Regions from separate parts of the Homo sapiens genome. Here region 2 is linked to region 1. Evidence: chromatin contacts called from ENCODE Hi-C or POLR2A ChIA-PET data. All regions are on one chromosome and are shown on one strand. The core of a region is the stretch at or near the end of the contact, and the rest is flanking DNA. Distances in the headings are between cores, read along the strand shown.

What was found. Hi-C counts contacts between places; a loop is a spot of excess contacts on that map. ChIA-PET counts read pairs that join two places held with the same protein, here RNA polymerase II (POLR2A). Pooled maps may share reads with other maps.
Region 2: a map of naive thymus-derived CD4-positive, alpha-beta T cell shows a loop between it and region 1 (12-fold over the local background). The contact joins the promoter of PRKG1-AS1 here to the promoter of CHAT in region 1. A Hi-C loop is called at or near these places in 1 of 168 maps with a recorded cell type or tissue (naive thymus-derived CD4-positive, alpha-beta T cell) and 4 of 50 pooled maps. POLR2A ChIA-PET finds 5 or more read pairs at or near these places in 1 of 52 experiments (Panc1).

Annotation. Positions count from the first base shown.
Region 1 is chr10:49,612,114-49,615,331 of GRCh38, forward strand. It overlaps CHAT (choline O-acetyltransferase), which reads left to right and starts at 1,924. Exons shown (of 15, transcript NM_020549.5): 1 at 1,924-2,362. The coding sequence starts at 2,077. It overlaps SLC18A3 (solute carrier family 18 member A3), which reads left to right. Exons shown (of 1, transcript NM_003055.3): 1 at 1-607. The coding sequence ends at 226. RefSeq lists enhancers at 1-65, 66-963.
Region 2 is chr10:52,312,871-52,316,028 of GRCh38, forward strand. PRKG1-AS1 (PRKG1 antisense RNA 1) reads right to left here and starts at 1,258. Exons shown (of 6, transcript NR_038277.1): 1 at 764-1,258; 2 at 528-615. It overlaps DKK1 (dickkopf Wnt signaling pathway inhibitor 1), which reads left to right and starts at 1,411. Exons shown (of 4, transcript NM_012242.4): 1 at 1,411-1,807; 2 at 2,053-2,215. The coding sequence starts at 1,565.

The DNA.
Region 1 (3,218 bases), core at 674-3,173:
CAACCTGCTCTATGCTCCCGTCTTGCTGCTGCTCCGCAACGTGGGCCTCCTGACGCGCTCCCGTTCCGAGCGCGATGTGCTGCTTGATGAGCCACCGCAAGGTCTGTACGATGCGGTGCGCCTGCGTGAGCGTCCTGTGTCTGGCCAGGACGGCGAGCCTCGCAGCCCGCCTGGCCCTTTTGATGCGTGCGAGGACGACTACAACTACTACTACACCCGCAGCTAGCATCCCCACTCCTCCTCCAGCCCACCCAACCGCCTTGGGTCAAGGGGGCTGCTCTGCAAGCCCACTGGCCAGCTCTGGCTCAGGGCCCACCTCCTCCAGCGAGTACCCCAGCCACTCCTCAACCTTGACTTCTGCCCAAATCCCCTCCCTGTGACCCGTTCCATATCCCTTTCTCTCTTGTCCAATGGGGCTTGGAGCACCGAGGCCAGCGAAGCCATCGCGCTCCTTGCGGAGGTGAAGAGGACCCTGAGTCCCCACCTGCGGCTCCCCTGTGTAGAGCCTGCATCTGTCTGTCCTTCCTTCCATTGCTCCCAGTGCCAAACTTGGGCCGCTGCACCGCGGCGCCTCCGCCCAAATCAATAAACTGTGTCTGTCCCAGGAGGCCGAGTCTCTTTACTGGTGGGGGGTGCGTGGAGGCGCGCAGGGCCAGAGCAGAGGGGAGGGTGAACTGGGTCTCCAAGTCCCAATCCAGACCTAAGCCAAACTAACACGTAGGCACCTGTAGCTGTTTTTCTACCTGGAAAAGGGGATAGGAAGGAAGCAAACCCAACAAAGGCTGTCACCCACGGTCACCAAGGAGCACCATGCTCCCCTCAGCCCAGGATAGACCCTCTTTTCCAGGCCTAGCGCAGAGCCCGGGGATGCCGCCCGGGGGAGCCTGAGGACCCGCTCCAGCTAGGCACGCCAGGCCCCGCCCTTTGAGGACACGCCCCACACCAGCCTCAGAGCTCTGAGGTGCCTGGGCTGAGCTTCCCTTCAGACCAGAATCCCGCCCCGTTGAGGCTTTGAGAAAGGAGTAGGAGCCGAGCATTCCGGCAGAGGAAGAAAAACGGCCCATCTTTTAGAGTCCGACCTCTGGAAATGTGTGTATGATGTGATGTGTGTGTTCATTAGAGAACTTGTCCTAGGAGGAGTGGGGGAGCCGTGGTTGGTGTTTGCTGTATCCCTGTCAGTCCCGAGGGTCTGAGTCTTGAAGGGAGAGATGCGAGTGTGGGATCTGGTGCCAACCCCCACTGCCACCCTGTCCTGAGTGGGAGCAGCGGCCCAGGACTGTCAGGAAAGTTTCCCATCCTTAGTCCCAGCCCTGAGAGCCTCAAGCCAGCGTTCGCGCAACACTCCATGTCCCGAAGACCGTAGTCTGATGATCGAGGCAGAGTCTTCCCATCATAGCGTGAAGAGGCGGCTGGTCAGGGTCGCCTGTGTGTTAGCTGCGCCTGTGAGGGTCTGCTCTGCTGTTGTGCGCATGTCTGTCCTCGATCTGCGAGTCGGGCTGTGTGTGCCTGGGCGGAGTCTGCCTTTGTCGGTCTGTCTGTGCTATTTCTGTGTGGGGGTCTCTATCTGGGGTGGGGGATGCTTTTGTCTGAGAGGAGAGCCTGCCTCTTGCCGCAGTCCTTAAGCATCCTCAGGTCTGCCATCAGGATTGTCCCAAGTCTGTAGCACCCCACCTCTGCTCCCCACCCCATAGTGCCAGCAGGAATGGGATGGTAACAGAAAGGGAAGTCCTGCAGTGAATATTGATCCCAGTTATTGTTTCTTATTATTATTTTGAAAGATGGTGTAGCAGGGTTTGAGACTGGCCTGGATGGTGGGGAGAGGAGGGCAGCGAGCAGAGACTTCCTCAGACCCAACCCTCTCCAGGATTCAGCAGCAGCACCCCAAGGCTGGAATAATGGGGTTGGGGAAGTGCGGTGACTGGGAAATGCTGAGCTAGGGGCAGGAGGCATGGGCGGGACAGTGTTCTGTGCCCCCTTCTAGAGCCTAAATTTGTTGCCCGAGTTCCTCCGGGAAGCGCTCCGGGTAGATTCTGGGGGCCGGGAGCTGAGATCCCTGGGCGGGGAGCTGGGGAAGGGATGGGGCTGAGGACAGCGAAGAAGAGGGGGCTTGGGGGAGGGGGGAAATGGAAGAGAGAGGAGGGAGGAGGTACAAGAGGAAGGAGAGAAGTGCGGCCAGCTTGCTTTCTCCAGTCGGGTGGCCGCGGGGACCCGGGCGACGTCGGAGGCCCTGCCGGGAACCCAGGCTGCAGCCCCCACCCCCGCGCTGCGACACGCCCCCCACCCCTTCCGGCTCACACCCCCGCCCACACTCCTGAGTGGTGCGGTGCAGCGTCGGCCGAGGCAGCAGAGCCGAGGAGAGCAGGTGAGAAGAAGGGCTGGGCTGGGCTGGCGGAGCGCGGTGCCGGGAGCAAGGGCGGCGGTCGGGGGCTCTATCCAGGGACAGCACCGGGGCCGAGAGGCCCCAGGACTCGTGGAGTCCTCTGAGTCCTGCGCAGCAGCGGCCGTCGGGGGTCAGCTAGGAAGCTGCAGGATTGCGTTGCTTCGGTGCCTGGGCTTGGGGAGGCTTAACCATCAGGGCTTCGGGACTCCAAGCGCATGTTCTCACTTCACTTGGCCCAGCATCTGCTAAGTGACCAGGTCCGCGCTTTCTGTGTCTAGTCGGAGGGTCCTTGGGTCTGACCCGACTCGCCTGAATTGCTGGTTGGCAACCGCTTCTCCCGGGAGCAGGGGGTGGGGAAGGAGGAGCAGTGGCTGGTGGCAAGTCTGAGCCAGGACATAGCCGATGACAGCCTGTGAATGACCGGCCAGACTGGGGTTGGACCTTCGGGGCAGAGCAGGCAGCCCTTGGAAAGCCAGGCTGGCAGGAGCATGGGTGGGAGGCACAAAACACAAACAGACATATATACACATACATCCTCTAGGCATCTGCCCAGGAGTGATGGAGGAAGAAGAGTTGGTAGGTGGGACCACCAGGAAACCATCCCACCCAGCTCTGCCTTCTTCAAGCTCAGGGTCCCTGAAGCCTGACTAGTGTCTCCCGAATGGGGGGGAGGGGGGGGCTCTGGGCCAGAGCAAAAGGAGGCATTGGCTGCATGGTCTGTAGGGCCTTTACCAACCTGACCTTGTCCTTGCTGTCCTCTCAAAAGACTGCCATGCTCCGGTGAATCCTCACCAGGACGCCACCTCTTTCACTTTGCAGTTGGGGGCAGCCCCTACGA
Region 2 (3,158 bases), core at 8-2,507, 2.7 Mb after region 1:
TACATCTTTTATTATTACTGTAATTAGAATAAAGAGAACTTTATTATTTAAAATGAGAGCTGTGTCTCATAAATATTTGTATTCACTGTGCCCCTCCCCCCACCACCCATCTCACCAAAAAATTTAAAAAATAAAAATAAGGTAACAACCCAGAGGGCAGCCCAATGCCAGGGCTCTAGGCTTCCAATAAGTTTTTGTTGAATTAAATAGATCATTTCCCATTTATAAGCATGACATCATTCTTATACACCAGCCTTACTTTATTATATCCACACACCAATTTCAATGACGTCAAATTCACTTTCTAATTCACTTTCAGCTCTTCTTCTCCTCAAGGTTGTTTCTTTTCTCCCTAGAAAGGGTATTGCGTGGTCCCGTGCAAGGTAAGACTTGGGAGCAAACCCTGCATTCGGAAGCGTTGCGATGTGATATACTAATGAGGAAGTCAGGCGCTAAGCCCTAAGGGTTTCTTATTTCTCCACATTAGCCCACCACTGAGAAGGGAGAACCGGGGAAAGGCGACTGACCTGGCACGTTGGACCCTGTCCGCTTTGGTCCCGGCCACTTTGATCTCACGCGTCTGCCTAATCAAGTTCATCTACCGCCGCGATTGCCCTGATTCAAAGAACAACATTAAATGGTTTGATTATCGGATGGTCATTTCCCTCTTCCCTCCACCCCTGATCTAATTTCTAAACGCCAGTCTCTCGCCTCCCTCTCTAAACTTCCCATCAAAAGAGAATTAGCTCTTCTTCCTTCTTACCCTCGTTTGATGTGCAAATTTCCTTCTCTTTGCACATTTTTCTCGCAGTGGCGGGGGGAGGTGGGGGAGGAGGGCAACTGAAGGACCTCAAAGCCGGGGATCTAACTCAGATCTGCAAACTGCGACTCTAAAGGGTTAATGAGCAACTTGCACCCGCCACCTGGCCCTCTCAGAGGCGTCTTGCTAGAGCCATTGAATTACAGACCGGTTTGTATTTAATACTGAATATGACTTGTGTGCACAGTCAGCGAGTATTGGCATAAAGGAGAGGGGCAAAAAGTGCTTTTGCAGAGCCTATCACCCCTCGGCTCTGTAAAGTATTTCAGATCCGGATAATTCAACCCTTACTGCCAGGCAAGGGCACCCAAGTTCCCAGAGTTCCTGCTGCCGCCTGCATTTATTAAAGTCGTCTGCTATAACGCTCGCTGGTAGCCTTCACCCCGAAGGTGAGCCGGGCCAGCCGAGCGACTAAGCAAGGGAGGGGCGGGGTGAAGAGTGTCAAAGGCCCCCCTTCATGTACACAAACACACCCCCTCCCAGCCCCTCCCAGCGCTTTGAAATCCCATCCCGGCTTTGTTGTCTCCCTCCCAAGGGGCCGGAATGCTCCGGGCCCGCGGTATAAAGGCAGCCGCGGTGGCGGTGGCGGCGCAGAGCTCTGTGCTCCCTGCAGTCAGGACTCTGGGACCGCAGGGGGCTCCCGGACCCTGACTCTGCAGCCGAACCGGCACGGTTTCGTGGGGACCCAGGCTTGCAAAGTGACGGTCATTTTCTCTTTCTTTCTCCCTCTTGAGTCCTTCTGAGATGATGGCTCTGGGCGCAGCGGGAGCTACCCGGGTCTTTGTCGCGATGGTAGCGGCGGCTCTCGGCGGCCACCCTCTGCTGGGAGTGAGCGCCACCTTGAACTCGGTTCTCAATTCCAACGCTATCAAGAACCTGCCCCCACCGCTGGGCGGCGCTGCGGGGCACCCAGGCTCTGCAGTCAGCGCCGCGCCGGGAATCCTGTACCCGGGCGGGAATAAGTACCAGACCATTGACAACTACCAGGTGAGAGGGGTCGGGCACTCAGAGGATGCTCTGACCTTGAAAGGGTCCTATCTGGAGACGAGGGAGTAGAACGTGCTGAATGTGTGCGGTTCAGGGAGCATTTGGTAACCCTGCATTTGGGAGCAGTGGGCAGTAACAGGTTTTGGAGAGGTGGACAGATAAGGACTGTGATCAGCGCCCGGGTCCAAGAGGGCGGGTACCTGGACGTCTGGGTGCCTCACCCTCTCCCCGAACCCTTCCCACAGCCGTACCCGTGCGCAGAGGACGAGGAGTGCGGCACTGATGAGTACTGCGCTAGTCCCACCCGCGGAGGGGACGCAGGCGTGCAAATCTGTCTCGCCTGCAGGAAGCGCCGAAAACGCTGCATGCGTCACGCTATGTGCTGCCCCGGGAATTACTGCAAAAATGGTGAGTCCTGAAAGCTCCCTTTCACACTAAAACTGTCCAGCCTTTGAGCGTCTATGAATTGGGCGGGGGCGGGGGGTTGGGGGGGGTGGGGGGAGAAATCTCCGCCCTGAGAACACTGCGGCGCCACCTGCAAATGGGTGTTCAGCATGCAGGATTCCGCTGAAGTATCTTCATTGCAAGTGTTTAATCGGGAAGAAGAGAGAAGTTGGGAGGTCTCTGAGGTCCTTATCTTCCTCCGTGTCCCTCAATGATTCAATACAACGGTTCACCTCGTAGTGGACTCTTCCATAAAAATTTGTCTGGGGAGAACCTTGAGGTCAATTGAGAAGGGGGATGATGAGGAGGACGATGGGATCATACAGATATCAAAGAAACCAGCTTTGGCGTTCAGCTGTCCTTTTCATTTTTCTTATTGTGATTCTCACAGTTTTGCCAGACTGGCCTCGCCTTCTGATTTTTGCTGAAACTGTTGTCAGCCAGAGGACTGATTTATCTGCATTGGCCATTTTTAAGAGAGATCTTGGTACCCTCACAACTTGACTTCTCCATCCTTCCCCCTCCCTCTACCCTCTGCTGCCTTAATATAAGTACTCCTCCCCCCAACCACAGATCCACTAACTTTTAATTTTTCAAAAGGTGGATTTAGACAGCTAAAGAGGTCTCCAGAAATAAGCTAACAGGGCGACGACCCTCCTTAGGACCCAGCAGTACTCCAGGATGAACTAAGTAAATCTCTGTAATATAGAAATTACACAGTAAAGTAACTGGCCGGTGAGATTGCAATGTTCCAGGCAGCTGGAATTGCATTTGCTTAACTTAGTCTGGTAGGACCCATATAGCACCAGGGGCAGAGAAGTTATTTTTAAGAACATTTTTAAAGTGACTGAGTTTCTTTTTCTTACCCCAAAGGTAATATTAAAATGGGCAGAAATCTCACTTGCCC